Regions from separate parts of the Homo sapiens genome. Here region 1 is linked to region 2. Evidence: chromatin loops called from intact Hi-C (ENCODE). Cell type or tissue: natural killer cell. All regions are shown on one strand. Links, peaks and the distances in the headings refer to the core of each region. The heading gives the core; the rest is flanking DNA.

Region 1 (10,422 bases), core at 731-8,730, 410 kb before region 2:
CAGTAATCTGAAGCTTTCACCGTAGACGTGCCGTATTGCCCAGAAGCCATTGTGTCGCTGGTCGGGGTCCTGCGGAGGCTGGCTGCCTACCGGGAACACCAACGGGCTCCTCAAGTCTATGTGGCCCTTACCGTCCGCAACCAAGAGACGTGCCAGCTGTTCACCACCGAGCTAGCTGAGCCCCCACGCCCACCCGGGCCTGCATGGTCCCGGAGCTGTCCCTGCGGGACTCCAGTGGAAGTGAAAGAACTGAGGGCAGGGTAAAAGCTAGGAAGCCCCACACTCCCACACCATGCGGGGAACTAGGGCAGAGGCCGGTGAGCAGGGTGGGCTCATGGCGTGGGGGACTTGCGGCAGGAGGAGGGCAGCTCAGCACAGGGAGGGAGGATCTGAGCCCAGCAGCCCTACTGTGTGCTTCAGAGCAAGATTCCCTAAGCCCTTGGGCCTCGGTTTCCTCATCTATAAAATGGAGGTGGCGGGAGGGGCAGTCATGGTCAGGGCTGGACACCGCTGTGGCCTGCAGGACGCTGGAGCACAGGCTGTACAGGCGGATCCACCATGCCACTGTCCTGAGCACCCAGTTGATGGAAGACGAGCAGGGTGACTATAGAGTAGGGGAACTGGCCCCGTAGTGGGCCAGCCACTGTCCTCAGACCTGACATTTGTCAGCCCCCAGCACCTGTGAGAGTGTGCTATCATTGTCCCATCTCACCGACAAAGACACTGGGACACACAGAGGACAAGCAACCCCCAAGCTCCCACAGACTGTAGCCCGGCCACCTGGCTCTCGTGCCTCCACACTACACCCAAGCCCCCCATTGCCACCAGCCTCTGCCCCAGCTCCCCCTGAGCACAGCCCCTCTTGGCAGCCATGTTCACAGATGCACGTGCAGCAGCCTCTGCCTGCACAGAGAGACACGGGTCCAATGCCTGTCCACGTGGGGCAGCCCGTTAACTACAGAGCCAACAAACAAGCCAGCACACGAAGACACACTGGGTTCCACGACAGAGTCCCGCACAACCTCGCACAGGAGGCTGGCCGGGTGCGAGGCTCGGGCCTGTCATCCCAGCACTTTAGGAGGCTAAGGCAGGGGGACTTCTTGACACCAGGAGTTCAAGACCTACCTGGAAAACATAGTGGGACCCCATCTCCACAAAACGTACAGAAACTAGTCGGGCATGGTTGCGCAACTACTTGGGAGGCTGAGGTGGGAGGATGGCTTGAGCCCAGGAGGTGGAGGCTGCAGTGAGCCCTGATCTCACGACTGCACTCTAGGCTGGGCAACAGAGCAAGACCCTGTCTCAAAAATGCAAAAAAAAAAAAAAAAAAAAAAAAAAGGAAGTCTTTCTTCAGATACTTATGTGAAAAAATACCTGCAATATCTTTGAAGTGAAAAAAAGAGTGCCAAGCAGCACACATAGTATAAGCCCCAATCCACCTTTTTTTTTTTTTTTTTTTTTTGAGACAGAGTCTGGCTTTGTATTGCCCAGGCTGGAGTGCAGTGGTGCCATCTCGGCCCACTGCAACCTCCCACCTCCCAGGTTCAAGCTATCCTCCCATCTCAGCCTCCTGAGCAGCTGGGACTACAGGTGCGTGCTACCACGCCTGGCTGATTTTTGTATTTTTTGTAGAGTCGAGGTTTCGCCATGTTGGCCAGGCTGGTCTTGAACTCCTGACCTCAAGCGATCTGCTGCCTCAGCCTCCCAAAGTGTTAGGATTACAGGCATGAGCTACTGCACCCAGCCCCATTTTTGTTTTAAAAATAATAATAATCACCCACACATAGTTATGAGTACCTATATTCCCAACTACTCAGGAGGCTGAGGCGGGAGGATGGCTTAAGCCCAGGAGTTTGTGGCCCCCTTGAGCAACATAGCAAGACTTCATCTCAAAATAAAATTATCACAATAATCATTTTCACATAAGTATACCTATAGGGGAAAACCTAGAATATATATATAGCAGGCTCGTCCAACCTGCGGCCCAACACAAATCTGTAAACTTTCTTAAAACAGTACGAGGTTTTTTTGTGATTTTTTTTTCTTTTAGCTCATCAGCTATTGCTAGCATTAGTGTATTTTATGTGTGGCCCAAGGCGATTCTTCTTCTTCCAATGTGGTGCAGGGAGACCAAAAGATTGGACATACCTGATATACACGTTAACAGGTGCCATCCTTGGATGGCAGGATTATAGAGACTTCTACACGTTCATGTCTGTACTACTTCATTTTTATAAATATGCATTTTCCACTCGTAACAAAAAACTGTGATTGAAAATCATCCCAGGACACAGTGTCTCACGCCTGTAATCCCAACACTGTTAGAGGCTGAGGCTTTGGGAGGCTGAGGTGAGCGGATCACTTGAGGTCAAGAGTTCAAGACCAGCCTGGCCAACACGGTGAAACCCCATCTCTACTAAAAACACAAAAATTAGCCAGGCTTGGCGGTGCACGCCTATAATCCCAGCTACTCGGGAGACTGAGGCAGGAGAATCACTTGAACCTGGGATGCATTGCAGTGAGCTGAGATTGCACCACTGCACTCCAGCCTTGGGAACAGAGTAAAACTCTGTCTAAAAAATAATAATAAAAGAGGCTGAGGCAGGAGCATCACTTGAGGCCATGCATTCCGGACCCCATCTCTACAAAATAAAAAAATTACTAGCATGGTGGCACGCACCTGTCATCCCAGCTACTCAGGAAGTGGGAGGATTGCTAGAGCCCAGGAGTCGAGGCTGTAGTGAGCAATGACTGTGCCACTGCACTCCAGCCTGGGTGACAGAACAAGATCGTATCTCAAAAAAAAAAAAAAAAAAAAGAATCATTCTGGCTAACGGCTCTTCAGATATCTGTGCTTATGAGAACACCAGCCCCTTCTAAGCTGTGTGTGTGTGTGTGTGTGTGTGTGTGTGTGTGTGTGTGTGTGTGTGATTTTTTTTTTTTTTTTTTGAGATGGAGTCTCACTCTGTCACTCAGGCTCGAGTGCAGTGGCACAATCTCGGCTCACTGCAAACTCCGCCTCCTGGGTTCAAGCAATTCTCCTGCCTCAGCCTCCCAAGTAGCTGGGATTACAGGCACCTGCCATCGTGCCTGCCTAATTTTTGTATTTTTGTATAGATGGGGTTTCACCATGTTGGCCAGGCTGGTCTCGAACTCCTGATCTCAAGTGATCCACCCGCCTTGGCCTCCCAAAGTGTTGGGATTACAGGCGTGAGCCACTGTGCCTGGCTGCTTTCTAAGCTTTGTGGAGAGTGGGTTGACTGAGCAGCCAGGTAGATGTGGGTTCAGATCTCTGCGTCTGTCCCGCTGTGCCAAGTGCTGGGGCAGACGCGGGCAGAGACTGGACAGCGGCACGGTGCCTGCTGCTAGCCATTTCTATGCAAAACCAGATTTCTGGTCCCATCCTGGAGGCCAATTCTAGGCACCTGGGTGGGCCTGGGAACCTGTGAACCAAGTAAACTGACTTGGACACCCCCCGACCCCGCCAGGCCTGTCCTAGCAGCCCCACACAATACGCTCATGTCCTGTCCCCAAACTCTGCCATCCTGAAACACATGTCCTCTGTTTCCAGGCAGGCCAGGATCAGATGGGAAGTGGAACCCTCGTCATGACCAGAAACTATTTCCCTACGAAGAGCACTTGGAGATGGCAATGCTGAACCTCACACTGTAGGATTCACACACGACTCCAACGGGATTGTGAGAATCAAGTCACTCTTGTGGGAAGAGTTTTTATATGGGAAAGCAGATAAAACTTTCATTGGACTGGAATGTTTGGAGAATGTTAATTTCCAAATCAGGAACCACAAACTGCCCTCTAATAAGACATCAGCTATCTAAGCGTGTGGGTGCTCCCTTTCTGCCAGCAGTTCTGGTTCTGAAGAAAATCGCCATCAATCAGACATGAAAACTCTGGCTCCAAAAACAGCATTTTCTTTGTGCAAATAAAAAGTGTGTATCAAGTATGATGTTCCCCCAACGTGGACACACTCTGTTCCCCACAAAGCCAAGCCCGCTGCAGCTGCCACATCCCTGAACACACTCGGTTCCTCACAAAGCCAAGCCCGCTGCAGCTGCCACATCCGTGGACACACTCGGTTCTTCACAAAGCCAAGCCCGCTGCAGCTGCCACATCCCTGGGCTTACGGTGCAGCAGGTGCTTTTTTCAAGACAGGAATCAAAATGTTAGGAACACGGCAGAAAGATGACACCTGGAGACCAAACGCAGGATAAGGAGTACTGCAGAAGTCACAGAACAGTAATACGCTAGCAGGGGCATGGGGCATGAAGAACAGAAGAAGAGAGGAAGTGTTTCTGAGCCTCCAGAAAAGAAATCAGAACCAAGCACAGCTTCCCGGGTCACAGAACCAATTCATTCACCAGGCGGCACCACTGCCGTCATTTCACCTTCTGGCCACTGGGAGGCGCTGCTCGAAAGGGTTTGCCCTGAGACTCCGAGAAGAAGCTGCGGGAAGGACAGCAGGGGTCCCGGGGTTTTAGCCTCTGGCCCAGGAGTTATGTGTCCATAACCAAAGGGAGCACAGTCTGCACCCAGCTCTCATCCCATCCGAGCTGCTGCGATTACCGCAGGTTCTTCCGGAACTGGTTTAGCTTGCCTGCAGGATCAGGAAAGTTTGAGAAAAGCATCTGCAAAAAAATAAAGAGCAGAGCTTAACTCATTTCCTGTCCCCACCCCATCCCAGGTCACCACCTGGCTGACCCCATGTCCCCAACCCAACAACAACCCCTCCCAAGTTCTTAACTCCCTCACTTGGACTCGAGACTCTTCACACCCCAGCAGCGCTCTGCCTCCAACTTGACATCACGCTTTCTGGAAACTTCCCCGTGTGTCCCACTTTCCCACACTTGGTGCCCTGGAGTACCTCCCGGCCTCTACATGCTGTATGTTCCCCTGCAAGCACCCTCCTTTTGGCCTCTGGCCATGTCCCACCCATCTGTGGGTAACAAGGGGGTGTCTGTGTTCTTTGCAGCCTTGCTAAACTGTCTGAATCAAGGATCACAAACTACAGCCTGCAGGCCAAATCCAGCCCACAGCCTGTGTTTGTAAATAAAGTTTTATTTGAACAGAGCCACACCCCTTAATCGACAGATGATCTGTGGCTACTTTCACACCACATGTCAGTACCATGGTTCTGACAGAGACTGGGGGACCCAGTCTAAATGACTTCCGACCTGGACCTTTACTGAAAATCCTGCCAATCATTCTGTTGGCAAGAATGGTGTATTACTTTTAGCAATAAGAAACAAGTAACCTTTGCAGAATTCCACCCATCTTTCAAGGCTGGTCCCAGAAGCTCCCTTTGCCCGCCCACCTACGTGATCCTGATCACTTCCTAAACTGCAGCCTGGCCCACCCGGCTCCAGCATCATTTGTGGAGTGTCAGCTCCATAAATCCAGAGGGCAGGTGGGGGTGTGTCCTAACTTTCCTGAGCCTACTGTACCAAAACGGGACAGCAGAGTGGGCCGGCCTGTGACCTCTGCTCTCTCCCTAGCTTTTCCGCCAGACCCTACATGGTCCCACCCTGGCTGTGGGAAGAAGGGATCAGGGAGCGTGGCTCGGAGCCAGTCTCCAGAACCCTCCCCACCCTGGCGTGGTGGCAGATGTGGCTACCTGCAGCTGAGCTGCCAGTTCCTCTGAGTCCTCAAAGACCAGGCCATTTTCTTCATGTTTCACCAGCTCATTTAAACTGCAGAGAGAACCAAGGGAGCCTGAGAGCTGCCTGGAGAAGACACCAGACCCCTGGGGTGCCCACCTGGGCTCCACCCCCCCAACCCCATGCTCAAGCCAGGCTGGGGGTTGGAACAGGGGGTGTGGTTTCCGGGAGCTCGTTCTTAGATTTGGCATCTGAAGGGTATAAAGGCCTGGGGGGGTGCACATCTAAGTGGCCAAACCGATTTGAGGAGGGAGCCTTAAGGGGGGTTTGTACCTTCTGTGCTGGATGCTCTTCAAGGACTGAAGAATTATTTTTGCATGTTTTTCTTAATTCCATGGCCATGGAACAAGTAAAGGGAACACCCTGGGGACTGGCTCAGCACATAAAAGATGACTTTTCTAGGGCACCAGATTTGATCCCGACATTCCCTGAGCTCAGCTCACAGGAGGGGCTCACATCGCTGAATCCCATCCATGAGCCGGCTCCTGAGCAGGGGCCAAGGGCTCAGCTTGTGCTGGGGCTACTGCTTCTAGAATCTCCTCTAACAGTGCCCTTCCAAACACCCGTCTATGCTGGGTGGAGTGAGGCCACAGCATGACACTCATTCAACTGATTCAAACCCACCACGTGAGCTTGGCCAAAAGGGACATGGTGGGAGAGAAAGAAACAAAGAAGACCATGTAAGCCTGCAGGCAATTCCCGCCAATTCTACTCCAGGAGCAAAAGCCCCGAGTGGAGTTCTAGTATTTAAGATGCTTTTTTTTCATATTAGGTTGGTGCAAAAGTAATTGCCATCTTTAATGGCAAAAACCGTGATTACTTTTGTACCAGCCTAAATATAACATGAGCTCTAAATGGAAGCAACTACTTCAGTGAGGCTCAGCCCAGCCACAGTAACCGCAGGGCTCCTCCTCGTGGCCTCCAGTGTGTGCTGGACTGACCGAGGGGCAGGGCCTCACTGTGGGCAGCTCCCTCTGCACTGCTTCCCCCTCAGCGGTGGATCTGTGAAGCTATCCCTAGAAAGATTCGGGTTCTGCTCCTACCACTTGAAGTTCACGGCACACGCAGGCAAATAGCACCCGAACATGTCCACCACCTTCATGGGCAGGTCCAGGCCACTGGAGAACGTGTGCAGACAGACACCCAGGTCCACCGACCCTGCTAGGCAAGAGGGGTGCGGTCAGAGCACTGGTCTCTGCCCTGGGAACACAAATCCTCCCAGCACAGTGAGGCAACATCCCCTGAGGGGAGTGAAAATCGGATAAGGCACCCGACAGCACCAAGCACAAGTGGCTTAAGCCGGCCAAGCAGCCACACGGCCTGGCTGGGACATCTGAAAATGTAAGTTGACACTTTTTCTACTTAACCACAATTTGTTTTTTTTTTGTTGTCATTTTGTTTTGTTTTGTTTTGAGACAGTCTCACTCTGTCACCCAGGCTGGAGTGCAGTGGCACAATCTCAGCTCACTGCAACCTCCACCTCCCAGGTTCACCTCCCGCATGTAATCCCAGCATTTTGGGAGCCCAAGGCGGGCAGATCACCTGAGGTCAGGAGTTCAAGACCAGGCTGGCCAACATGGTGAAACCCCATCTCTACTAAAAAAAATACAAAATTAGCGAAGCATCGTGGCAGCTGTCTGTAATCCCAGCTACTCAGGAGGCTGAGGCAGGATAATCGCTTGAACCCTGGAAGGCAGAGGTTGCAGTGAGCCAAGATCGTGCCATTGCACTCCAGCCTGGGCTACAAGAGCGAAACTCTGTCTCAAAATAATAATAATAATAATAACAGTAATAATAATAAACCACAGCACACCCACCACAAACCAGCTGTCAGTGTGAAAACAAAGCGAAACAGCTTAATATTTCTGAAGACTAGCTGGGGCCAGGCGTGATGGGTCACGCCTGGAATCCCAGCATTTAGGGGGGCCAAGGCGGGAGGATCACTTGAGGTCAGGAGTTCAAGACCAGCCTGGCCAACATGGTGAAACCCTGTTTCTACTAAAAATACAAAAATAAGCCAGGTGTTGTGGCGGGCTCCTGTAATCCCGTAATCTACTCAGGAGGCTGAGGTGGGAGAATCGCTTGAACCCAGGATGCAGAGGTTGCATGAACTGAGATCGTGCACTCCAGCCTAGGCAACGGAGCGAGACTGTCTAAAACAAAGACTAGCTGGAGAGTCCTGCCAGGAAAAGGCCCTCAGCCTCCAACTGCTCTGCTCACTTGAAGCTGGAAGATGCAGCTCTAGAGACGCATCAGGACCAAGCCACGACTCCCCATTTGGAAAAATCAATCGGGGAAAGAGACGGAGGCAAAGGAGAACCATCTCACTGGGAGAAGCGACGCTGTTTGACACATCGTCCCTGTACCTCCCAAAGCCACTGCCCTCCCACACCTGGGCAACAGTGCCCCAACCCCAGGCCCAGCCCTCCTGCAGGAAGGAAGAGGACTGAATGGAGGGCGTGGCAGGCTGAAAGGACATGGCCTCCTCAAACCCCTTGGTAAAGGGCCTCTGGGGCCACCTGGCAGGGAGGGGCTGGCACACCAGGAAGTAGCCTCCTCCCGGGAGTTCAGCCAGAGCCCAGGTCCTGTCCCCAAGTGGCCTCCAGAGCCACCTTTTCAGAAAAAGTACATCCCGCCCACCTCTGTTCCCGCTGCTTAAGGCCCCGCCTCCTCCCTGAGCCTCCTGCTGGCCTCTCACCTAGAAGCAGGGGCTAGTCCTCGGCCTCCAGCCAAGGGGTGCTGACCTGGATGTGCTGGAAATGCTTCTGGTGGATGAGGCAGCTGTAATACTCCGTCAGAGGCCCTTTGCCTTCACAGAGAAGAGCAGATACTGCTATGGACCCGTCTCTGACCCTACCAAGTGGCCCCAGGCCCAAGACACTCCCCGCTAGGAGGGATCCCTTTCCCAGAAGCTCCACCCCTCGGCAGCTCCAGTCAGGCCCCATCCGGGCCCTTCGGGAAGCATCCCAGGAGCCCCGAGACCCGCAGGGGTGTGTGCACCCTGACCCCTGACGCACAGCCCTGCACTTGCAGCCAGCTGGCCTCGGGCTGCAAACATGGCGGGGTAAGCACCGGCCTGGCACCCGACCCCCCACTGGGTGGACCCAGCCTTTTGTCTGTGTTGTGCACAGGGGACACGAGGACTCCCCCTGCCCTGCCACAGCCTCCAGAGCACATGGCGCGGGCTCCAAACCACTCCTGGGAGCCTAGAGGCCAGAGGAGGGAGGAGAGCAGGACCAGCAGCTGGCCCAGACCCCGCCTCTTCCCACACCACTTCCGCTTTTCTCCCTCCTCACTGAGTCACCTTGAAAGGGCTCAGCAGCAGTAACTGTGGCACAGGGGCTCTTCCGTTTGAAAAATTAAAAGAGGCTTGGTTAAGGCACCAATGACATGGCCAGGCACAGTGGTTCGTGCCTATAATTCGAGCATATTGGGAGGCCAAGGTGGGTGGATCACCTGAGGTCAGGAGTTCAAGACCAGCCTGGCCAACATGGTGAAACCTGTTTCTACTAAAAATACAAAAGTTAGCTGGGTGTGGTGGGCCCCTGTAGTCCCAGCTACTCGGGAGGCTAAGGCATGAGAATTGCTTGAATGTGAGAGGCGGAGGTTGCAGTGAGCCAAGATCACACCACTGCACCCCAGCCTGGGCGACAGAGACTCTGTCTCAAAAAAAAAAAAAAAAAGAAAAAAAGACACTAATGATGTAACAACAACAACAAAAAGATGCTTGGAAACTACTGAAAAAGTAGAAAGCTTGGTATCTACAGATTCTAATCTGGGCTCCCTGCCCTGCTGTGAAATCCTCTGAGCCACAGTTTCCCCCACGTCAAGCAGTATAAGACCCTATGCAGAGAGCTGCAGTGAAGATTAAGGAGACAAGATCGTGGGAAGCACAGGGTAAAGGCTGCGTGCCCCTCCCCCTCCACCATCCCCCAATCAAACAGACACCCAGGGTCCCAGGCGGTACCTGTTATACAGACGAGAGAAGGAAGGTTGTGTCCATCAAGAGTCAGTTGCTCAAACTCTGTGTTTAAAAAAAGAAACAATTCTACATGGAATTTCTGATAGAATTTCTTTTTTTGTTTGTTTTTCTGACAGACTCTTGCTCTGTCACCCAGGCTGGAATGCAGTGGCATGATCTCAGCTCACTGCAACCTCTGCCTCCTGGGTTCAAGTAATTCTCATGCATCAGCCTCCCAAGTAGCTGGGATTACAGGCGCCCACCACCATACCCAGCTAATTTTTGTATTTTTAGTAGAGACAGGTTTTGCCATGTTGGCCTCAAACTCCTGAACTCAGGTGATCTGCCTGCCTCAGCCTCCCAGAGTTCTAGGATTACAGGTGTGAGCCACCATGCCCATTCAGAAAAAAAGTTTTAAATAAACAATAGCCAGAGTCACCTGGTCAGTTGGAGAAAGAGCACTGCTCTTGTGGGGAGGCCACCAGCCTCTGTGAGATACTCTCCTGGAGGAGGCATTTCAGCCTGAGGGCCTGGTCACTCAATGACCCAACTGGGGATTCAGGGCAGCCCACCTCCACCACCTCCGCTGTCCCCAGGCTGCCCCACCCAGTGGCCCGGGACAGGAACATGCTGCAGGCCAGGCAAGCAGCTCACAGCTCAGTGGCCCCCGACAAGCCCAGAGCTCCTCACCACAGCTACACCCCTACTTTCTAAAGCTGCCAGCAGGATGGAGAAGTCTTCGTCCTCTATGAGAAGAGAATTGAATGTCAGGGGCCTGTTTCTAGA
Region 2 (10,422 bases), core at 1,325-9,324:
TCCATTTCTCGCCTGTAAAACAGGATAGCATCCTGCTCTCAAAGTGGTACCCTGCCCAGCTGACCGGCACACCCTCTCTTCTTGCTTCCAGGGAGCCCAGCTGACAATGCTGCCCTCAAGTCAGGTGACCGGATCCTCTTCCTCAATGGACTGGACATGAGGTCAGAGGCTATTGGGGACACCAGGGGTTGGTGAGGAGCTGCCCCCACCCCCTGCAAGACTCCTGCCTCTTGGGGCACCCAGGCTGTGATCACAATCTCCTCTCACCATTTGGTCCCCAGGGTCTGTCCCTCTTCCAATGGGAACTCTTGAATCTAACCCTCCTCCTCGCCAGTCGCCAACTCTAGCCAGGACCTCAGTTCATCCTTCCAACCAGAAAATACTCCAGCTCCATGCTGGGGACACAGAGTCACACAGAGGTGGTCTTGCTGTGTGACCTCTGTGGGCAGGACAGGGAGGTCTGGCTGGTGGCCGTGGACAGGGCTCACCCCAGTCAGGCCCTCCTGGGCCATCTCTGCTTGGCAGGAACTGCTCCCACGACAAGGTGGTGTCCATGCTGCAGGGCAGTGGTGCCATGCCCACGCTGGTGGTGGAGGAAGGGCTCGTCCCATTTGCCAGTGGTGAGACCCCCATGGACACTTGGCTTCCTTGGCCCCCAGAGACCCTGCCCAGGCTGCTATATGTGAGAGTCACAGTGCGGAGGACTCAGCTCTTCCCCTAAACCTGCAGCTTGCCTCCCCGGGGCTGCCTCCTAAGTGGTGCTATAGAACCCCAGTGAGGCTGGGCATGGTGGCTCATGCCTGGAATCCCAGCACTTTGGGAGGCCAAGGTGGGAGGATCGCTTGAGGCCAGGAGTTTGAGACCAGTCTGAGCAACATGGCACAACTCTGTCTCTACTAAAAATACAAAAACTAGCTGGGCGTGATGGCACGTGCCTGTAGTCCCAGCTACTTGGGAGGCTGAGGCAAGAGAATCACTTGAACCCAGGAAGCGGAGGTTGCAGTGAGCCGAGATCACGCCATTGCACTCCCGCCTGGGCAACAGAGCAAGACTCTGTCTCAAAACAAACAAACAAAAAACCCTAGTGTATAGCCTTAGGGACCCTTCCCAGGGCTGACTCCCTCTATCCTTGGCCCCGGTGTCGGGCCACAGGCATGCCTTCCCATGCATGGCACTGGACAGCCACACCCCAGCTCAGGAGGTCTCCTGACCTCAAAAGCCAGGGAGACTACACCTGGCCTGGGGACTCTGAGTCACTCATGCCTCTCCCGCCTGTGGTCCCAGCAGACTCCGATTCTCTGGACTCACCCAACCCGTCGTCGGCGCTCACCTCCCTGCAGTGGGTGGCGGAGATCCTGCCGTCCAGCATCCGGGTCCAAGGGAGGACCTTCAGCCAGCAGCTGGAGCACCTACTCACACCTCCTGAGCGCTATGGGGTCTGCCGGGCCCTCGAGAGCTTCTTCCAGCACAGGTGGCCGGGCCAAAGCCGCGGTGGGGCCCTGCCCTGGGTGGGCCCTAAGTCCTGCCTAGACTCACATCCCAGTCTCCCTGCCTGAACCTCCTCAGTCCCGTTCTCCTGGGGGATGCTCAGGAAGGTGGCTGCTGGTATCAGGGGCCCCAGGGTGGTGGGCAATTGAGCTGCCCTGGAACAATCTCTGACTCTGACACCTCCTAGTCACGTGACCTTGGGCGAGTCTCAGCCTTCTCTGTGAAGTGAGGCAGACAGGAACCACCTGCAACATTCTATTTTTTTTTTTTGAGATGGAGTCTCGCTCTATCACCCAGCTGGAGTGCAATGATGAGATCTTGGCTCACTGCAGCCTCCGCCTCCTGGGTTCAAGCGATTCTTCTGCCTCAGCCTCCGAGTAGCTGGGATTACAGGTGCCCACCACCACACCCGGCTAATTTTTTTGTATTTTTACTAGAGACAGGGTTTTACTAGAGACAGGGTTTCACTATGTTGGTCAGGCTGGTCTCAAACTCCTGACCTCGTGATCTGCCCGCCTCGGCCTCCCAAAGTGCTGGGATTACAGGCGTGAGCCACCGTGCCTTGGCCCACCTGCAGCATTCTTGATGGGACCTTCACCAGAGCCCCACCTGTGGGCACTTGTCATGGGCTAGGCCCTTCGGGGTAGGGTTGGTGTCTTTCTTTTTGGACCTCAGCTGCAGCCAGCTGCATTTATCACACTCCTCGGTCCATGGGGTCATTATTATGGTCTCTGCAAAGCCTGTCACTTGTCCATACCTTTTTGTTTTGTTTGAAGGGTTTTTTATTTTTGTTTTTGTTTTTTGAGATGGTGTTTCACTCTCGTTGCCCAGGCTGGAGTGCAGTGGTGCGATCTCGGCTCACCGCAACCCCCACCTCCCGGACTCAAGCGATTCTCCTGCCTCAGCCTCCCAAGTAGCTGGGATTACAGGCATATGCCACCACGCCTGGCTAATTTTGTACTTTTAGTAGAGATAGGGTTTCTCCATGTTGGTCAGGCTGGTCTCAAACTCCCGACCTCAGGTGATCCACCTGCTTCAGCCTCCCAAAGTGCTGGGATTACAGGCATGAGTCACCGCACCTGGCCTGGTTTGGTTTTGTTTTTTAAAAAAGATGGGGAGGTCTCACTATGTTACCCAGGCTGGTCTCGAACTCTTGGGCTCAAGTGATCGTCCCAAAGTGCTGCGGTTACAGGCATGAGCCACTGTACTTGGCTCTAAAGAGTCTTAAGATGTAATTCACATACTATACAATTTGCCATTTAATTATACAATTCAGTGGTTTTTAGTATATTCACAAATACGTGCAAACATCACCACGGTCCATTTTAAAACTTCATCACATCAAAAAGAAACCCAGGCCAGACACCTATAATCCCAGCACTTTGGGAGGCTGAGGCAGGAGGATCGCTTGAGCCCAGGAGTTCAAAACCAGTCTGGGCAACAGAGCAAGAAGCCATCTCTACAAAAAGAAAAAATTAGCTGGGCATGGTGGTGCGCACCTGTAGTTCCAGCTACTTGGGAGGCTGAGGCAGGAGAATCACTTGAACCCAGGAGGCAGAGATTGCAGTGAGCCAAGATCACACCACTGCTCTCCAGCCTGGGTGACAAAATGAGACTTCGTCTCAAAAAAAAACAAAAAAACAAAAAAAAACTGTGCTTGATATCATGTTTTGTGTCTAACTTATTCACCAATTACTATGTGTTTAGCTCTGTCCAATGTATATTTCATACATTGATTATAACTAAAGCCAAATTCCTTTAGATCACAGTGATGCCCAACTTTTTATTTTTGCTAGTTTCTTTTTTTTAATTTTTATTTTTTGTTTGAGATGGAGTCTTACTCTGTCATCAGGCTGGAGTACAGTGGCGTGCTCTCGGCTCACTGCAACCTCCCCCTCCTGGGTTCAAGCGATTCTCCTGCCTCAGCCTCCCGAGTAGCTGGGACTACAGGCACTCTCCACCACGCCCAGCTAATTTTTGTATTTTTAGTAGAAACAGGGTTTCACCATGTTGGCCAGGATGGTCTTGATCTCTTGACCTCGTGATCTGCCCACTTCAGCCTCCCAAAGTGCTGGGATTACAGGTGTGAGCCACGACACCCGGCCTATTTTTGCTACTTTCTTAGCCATAAAAGTGACATCCTGTTATTTTTATTTGATTTTCTTCTATTACTAATTATTTTAAGCATCTTTTAATATGCTTGTGAACTTTTTCTGGGATTTTTCTCTATAAATTACTGTTCATACCCTTTGTCCATTTTTGTTTTCTTGGACTTTTTGTCCTTGTTGACTGGCATGAAGTTTCTTGTATATTTTATTTTATTTATTTTCTGAGACAGGGTCTCACTCTGTCACCCAAGCTGGAGTGCAGTGGTGCAAACACAGCTCACTGCAGCCTCGAACTCCCAGGCTGAAGTGATCCTTGTGCCTCTGCCCCCCAGGTAGTTGGGACTACAGGCACTCGCCTACCATGCCCAGCTAATTTTTTTTTTTTTTTTAGTAGAGACAGGGTTTTGCCATGTTGCTGGTCTTGAACTCCTGGGCTCAAAAGATTTGCCCATTTTAGCCTTCCAAAGTGCTGGGATTACAGGTGTGAGCCACTGCTCCCAGCCCCTTGTATATTTTATTTTATTTATTTATTTATTTATTTATTTATTTTGAAGCAGAGTTTTGCTCTGTCGCCCAGGCTGGAGTTCAGTGGCATGATCTTGGCTCACTTCAACCTCTGCCTTCCCGGTTCAAGTGTGTCTCCTGCCTCAGCCTCCTGAGTAGCTGGGATTACAGGCGCCCACCACCATGCCTGGCTAATTTTTGTACTTTTAGTAGAGATGGGGTTTCACCATGTTGGCCAGGCTGGTCTCGAACTCCTGACTCAGGTGATCCCCCTGCCTCAGCCTGCCAAAGTGCTGGGATGACTTGTGAGCCACGACGGCTGGACACCTTTGTATATTTTAGATGCTGATTTCTCCTTGATTTTGAACATTGTAAATTTCTCTCCCATTTGTTACTTCTGTTATTAGGTCTGTTGTGTCTAATATGAATGTGTCTAAGTTGGGCTTCCTTGAATAGATAACCTTGATTTTGCATAATCAAACTCACCACATTTTTGGTCTTATAGTTTTGTGTAGGGTCCAGCCCTACAGGGCCTGTGGGTTTTTCTCTTCGTGTGCGGAGATGAGAGATCGTAGAAATAAAGACACAAGACGGCTGGGCGCGGTGGCTCATGCCTGTAATCCCAGCACCTTGGGAGGCTGAGATGGGCAGATCACGAGGTCAGGAGATCGAGACCATCCTGGCTAACATGGTGAAACCCCGTCTCTACTAAAAATACAAAAAAAAAATAGCCGGGCGTGGTGGCAGGCGCCTGTAGTCCCAGCTACTCGGGAGGCTGAGGCAGGAGAATGGTGTGAACCTGGGAGGCGGAGCTTGCAGTGAGACGAGATTGTGCCACTGCACTCCAGCCTGGGTGACAGAGCCAGACTGTCTCAAAAAAAAAAAAAAGAAAGAAAGACACAAGACAAAGAGATAGAAGAAAAGACAGCTGGGCCCGGGGGACCACTACCACCAAGACGCGGAGACCAGTAGTGGCCCCGAATGCCTGGCCGTGCTGTTATTTATTGTGTACAAGGCAAAGGGGCAGGGTATGGAGTGAGAGTCATCTCCAATGATAGGTAAGGTCATGTGAGTCACGTGTCCGCCAGACAGGGGGCCCTTCCCTATTTGGTAGCTGAGGCGGAGAGAAAGAGGGGACAGCTTACGTAATTATTTCTTCTATGCATTTTAAAGACTTTAGTACTTTCACTAATTCTGCTGCTGCTATCTAGAAGGTGGAGCCGAGTGCACAGGGCAGAACATGAATGCGGACCAGGAGCGTGACCACTGAAGCACAGCATCACAGGGACAGCGTTAGGCCTCTGGGTGGCTGCGGGCGGGCAAGCAGTGGTGGAGCAGAGTCTTCTTTAACTCCACCAGGAAAGGGAGACTCCCTTTCCCGGTCTGCTAAGCAACGGGTGCCTTCCCAGGCACTGGCGTTACCAGTAGACCAGGGAGCCCTCTAGTGGCCCTGTCCAGGCATAACGGAGGGCTCACACTCTTGTCTTTTGGTCACTTCTCACCGTGTCCCTTCAGCTCCTATCTCTGTATGGCCTGGTTTCTCCTAGGTTATAATTGTAGGACAAAGATTATTATAATATTGGAATAAACAGTAATGCTACAAACTAATTATTAATAATATTCATATACATATCTATAATCTATTTCTAGTATAACTATTCTTATTCTATGTATTTTCTTTATTATATTGGAACAGCTTGTGCCCTCGGTCTCTTGCCTTGGCATCTGGGTGGCTTGCCGCCCACAGTTTTGGCTTTTGAAATTTTAAGCTCTTCCCTGCTTCTAGGTCAAAAGATATTCTCCTACTTTATTTTTATTTATTTATTTATTTATTTTTTATTATTATTATTTTGAGACGGGGTCTTGCTCTGTCACCCAGGCTGGAGTGCAATGGCGCGATCTCAGCTCACTGCAACCTCCACCTCCCGGGTTCAAGCGATTCTGCTGCCTCAGCCTCCCGAGTAGCTGGGATTACAGGCACACACCACCACGCCTGGCTGATTTTTGTATTTTTAGTAGAGAGGGGGTTTCACCACGTTGGCCAGACTGGTCTCGAACTCCTGAGCTCGTGATCCACCCACCTCAGCCTCCCAAAGTGCTAGGATTACAGGCGTGAGCCACCACCCCCAGCCTATTTTTATTTTTGTTTATTTATTTATTTTTTTGAGACAGAGTCTCGCTCTGTGGCCCAGGATGGAGTGTAGTGGCGCAATCTTGGCTCGGTGCAACCTCCGCCTCCCCGAGCTCAGGCGAGGCGATTCTCCTGCCTCAGCCTCCTGAGTAGCTGGGATTACAGGTGCACACCAACATGCCTACCACATTTTTGTATTTTTTTGTAGAAACAGGGTTTACCATGTTGGCTAAGCTGATCTTGAGCTCCCGACCTCAGATGATTCGCCTGCCTCAGCCTCCCAAAGTGCTGGGATTATAGGCATGAGCCACCATGCCTGGCCTGCTCTATATGTTTTTTGGTTTTTTGGGTTTTTTTGAGACAGAGTCTTGCTCTGTCACCCAGGCTGGAGTGCAGTGGCGCAATCTCAGCTCACTACAACCTCCGCCTCCCAGTCTAAGCGATTCTCCTACTTCAGCCTCCTGAGTAGCTGGGACTGAGGGTACATGCCACCACGCCCAGCTAATTTTTGTATTTTTAGTAGAGAGGGGGTTTCACTATGTTGGCCAGACTGGTCTTGAACTCCCGATCTGAGGTGATCCAACCGCCTCGGCCTCCCACAGTGCTGGGATTACAGGCGTGAGCCGCCACGCCAGGCCTGCTCTGTGTGTTTTAATCTTCACAACAGCTCTATGAGGTAGATGCTATTTTTATCCCCATTTTACAAATGAGGAAACTGAGGCACAGAGAGGGTAAGTCACTTGAGAAAGGTCACTTAGCTGGTAAGTGGCAGAGCTGAGATTGGAGTCTGGCTACCCTATCCCTGGAGCCTGCCTTCCTGCCCACTTCTCTCTCTCTCTCTTTTTCTTTTCTTTTTTTTTTTTTTTGAGTTGGAGTCTCACTCTGTCTCCCAGGCTGGAGTGCAGTGACACGATCTCAGCTCACTGCAACCTCCACTTCCCAGGCTCAAGCAATTCTCCTGCCTCAGCCTCCCGAGTAGCTGGGATTACAGGTGTGCACCACCACACCTGACTAATTTTTATACTTTCAGTAGAGACGGCCTTTCACCATGTTGGCTGGGCTGGTCTCGAACTCCTGACCTCAAATGATCCACCTGCCTCGGCCTCTCAAAGTGCTGGGATTACAGGCGTGAGCCACTGTGCCCGGCCCCCACTTCTGTCTTTGAAGGGTAGGGATAGGGCATGAGGGCAGACGCTGTGGCTTGGAAGTGCCGTCTTGTCTACCCCCACTCTGTGCATCATGGTAAGCCCGTGAGTATTGAGCCTCACATTCCTGCACCTTCCCCCAGGAACATCGACACCCTCATCGTTGACGTCTACCCTGTGCTGGACACCCCTGCCAAGCAGGTCCTGTGGCAGTTCATCTACCAGCTGCTGACCTATGAGGAGCAGGAGCTCTGTCAGGAGAAAATCGCATGCTTCCTGGGCTACACGGCCATGACAGGTAAGCGTCCTCTCCCCTGCCACTTCCCTGCCTGCAGCTGCTGACTGTCCAGCTCACCAGGTGAACAGACAGACACCTGTTCTCACATGTGAAGGTGTTTGTTTGCTTGTTTGTTTGTTTTGAAATGGAGTCTCACTCTTGTGCCCCAGGCTGGAGTGCAATGGCACGATCTTGGCTCACTGCAACCTCCGCCTCCCAAGTTCAAGCGATTCTCCTGCGTCAGCCTCCCGAGTAGCTGGGACTAAAGGCGCATGTCACTACGCCCAGCTATTCTTTTGTGTTTTTAGTAGAGAAGAGGTTTCACCATGTTAACCATGATGGTCTCTATCTCCTGACCTCATGATCCACCCACCTCGGCCTCCCAAAGCACTGGGATTACAGGTGTGAGCCACCACGCCCAGCCTTTTTTTTTTTTTTTTTTTTTTTTGAGACGGAGTCTTGCTCTGTCGCCCAGGCTGGAGTGTCGTGGTGCCATCATGGCTCACCGCAGCCTCAACCTCCTGGGCTCAAGTGATCCTCCCACTCCGGCCTCCCAAAGCACAGGGATTACAGGTGTGAGCCACTGCATCTGGCCTCACCTATGAGGTCTTACAGCCGATTTGGGCCCCTCCCACATAGAAGTGTCCACAGCCATGCACGTACACACCCAATACACCAGGGCTAGGCCCACACGTGGCCCCACGGACGCGCCTTCCCAGCGTGACCTTTATGCAGCATATACAACATAACCTGAGACTTTAGACACTGCACCTAACCACCTGCAGTCTCAGTTTTTGCACCCACAAAATGGAAGTGGTCTCAGTGGCTGCGCTCTGTACTCTGAGAAGTGGAACTTGTGAGAAGGAACTCGTGTAAGGCTGGACGTGGTGGCTCACACCTATAATCCCAGCATTTTAGGAGACTGAGGTGGAAGCATCACTTGAGCTCAGGAGCTCAAGATTAGCCTGGGCAACATAGCAAGAGCCTGTCTCTACCAAAAAAAAAAAAAGTTTTAATTTAGCCAGGTGTGATGCACACCTGTAGTCCCGGCTACTTAGGAGGCTGAGGTGGGAAGATGGCTTGAGTGCAGGAGATCAAGGCTGCAGTGAGCTATGATCAAGCTACTGCCTCCAGAAAAAAAAAAAGGAAAGAAAAAAAGAAAAAAGAAAGAAACTCACGTGGTTGCCAGACATGCCAACACCACCACCAGGATCATGAGCACACGACCACATCCCACCTGGCTGGTGGGCTCCCAGTGTACTCTTTCTTGCACACACACAGGCCTGCAGTGCCATGTGTGGCTGCCACCTGTCTGTTCAGCGTGCCCTCCGAATGCCCACAAACCCCTGCACTCAGCATGCAGGTCATGTGGATGGAAGGTGTGCCGAAGCCTGTGTTCTACCCTGTTCTAGGCATCCTGCACCTGCTATGAAAGCCGCTGCAGGTGCAGTGGTTCACTCTTGTAATCCCAGCACTTTGGTAGGCTGAGGTGGGTGGATCACTTGAGGTCAGGAGTTCCAAGTCCAGCTTGGGCAACACAACAAGACCCCCATATATTCAAAATATTTAAAAATCAGCCAGGGGTGGCCGTGCGCGGTGACTCACGTCTGTAATCCCAGCACTTTGTGGAGCTGAGGCAGGCCAATCACGTGAGGTCAGGAGTTCGAGACAAGCCTGGCCAACATGGGGAAACCTCATCTGTACTAAAAATACAAAAATAAGCCAGGTGTGGTGGTACGCAGTTGTAATTCCAACTACTCGGGAGGCTGAGGCAGGAGAATTGCTTGAACCTGGGAGACGGAGGTTGCAGTGAGCTGAGATCGCACCACTACACTCCAACCTGGGCAACACGGTGAGACTCCATCTCAAAGAAAAAAAAAATAAAAAATTAGCCAGGCGTGGTGGTATGCACCTGTAGTCCCAGCTACTTGGGAGGATGAGGTGGGAGGAGCACTTGAGCTCAGGAGTTGGAGACCAGCCTGGGCAACATAGCAAAAAAATTTGAAATTAGCTGGGTGTGGTGGCACACACCTGTAATCCCAGCTGCAGGGGAGGCTCAGGCAGGAGGATCTGTTGAGCCTGGGATTCAAGGCTGCACTGAGCCTTGATTGCACTCCAGCCTGGGGGACAGAGTGAGACCTGTCACAAAAAAAAAAAAAAAAAAGAAGAAAAGAAAAAAAGGCAGGTGTGGTGGCTCACATCTGTAATCCCAGCACTTTCAGAGGCTGAGGCAGGTGGATCACCTGAGGTTAGGAGTTGAAGACCAGCCTGTCCAATATGGTGAAACCCCATCTCTGCTTAAAAAAAAAAAATACAAAAATTTAGCCAGGCATGGTGGTGCATGCCTGTGGTCCCAGCTACTTGGGAAGCTGAGGCTCGAGAATCATTTGAACCTGGGAGGTGGAGGTTGCAGTGAGCTGAGATTGTGCCACTGCACTCCAACCTGGATGAGAAAGCCAGACTCTGAATAAATAAAGAGAGAAAGAGAGAAAGAGACAGAGAGAGAGAAAAGAGAGAAAGAGAGAAAGTGAGAGAAGGAAGAGAAGGAAGGAAAGGAAAGGAAGGAAAGGGAAGGGGCCGCTGCAGAGTTGCTGGTCCTTGTGTGCCCATGAGCTGCAGTCCCAGGGACCCACAATTTGCTAGGGTTTTAGCGAGAAGCTCAGGATCCATGCTGGACCACACATGCCTTACATATCTGCGTAGGCTCAAAAAACTTCTATTTTGGCCGGGAGCAGTGGCTCACACCTGTAATCCCAGCACTTTGGGAGG

The links. Peaks named below come from ENCODE experiments on the same cell type or tissue, not always from the same donor. Only the 100,000 strongest peaks of a DNase experiment are listed, where the experiment ranks them.
Region 1: it touches region 2 in a loop (9-fold over the local background); 25 of 110 quality-filtered maps call a loop at or near these places.

Annotation. Positions count from the first base shown.
Region 1 is chr7:6,924,931-6,935,352 of GRCh38, reverse strand. It overlaps the pseudogene ALG1L5P and the pseudogene FAM86LP. Among named protein-coding and RNA genes, the nearest start is that of CCZ1B, 100 kb to the right of the region's middle. RefSeq lists enhancers at 6,678-6,967, 6,741-7,035, 7,727-8,489, 8,644-8,693, 8,834-8,893 and a silencer at 6,741-7,035. In natural killer cell, for the core only: no CTCF peak of the experiment used is centred there; a DNase peak (open chromatin) is centred at 4,348.
Region 2 is chr7:6,511,627-6,522,048 of GRCh38, reverse strand. GRID2IP (Grid2 interacting protein) reads left to right here. Exons shown (of 22, transcript NM_001145118.2): 5 at 92-161; 6 at 526-620; 7 at 1,288-1,471; 8 at 7,520-7,674. It overlaps LOC101927325 (a long non-coding RNA gene), which reads right to left. Exons shown (of 5, transcript XR_007060200.1): 5 at 5,014-5,643. Among named protein-coding and RNA genes, the nearest start is that of KDELR2, 33 kb to the right of the region's middle. In natural killer cell, for the core only: CTCF peaks have their summits at 5,340 and 5,539 (motif pointing left); a DNase peak (open chromatin) is centred at 5,528; H3K4me3 peaks cover 520 bases.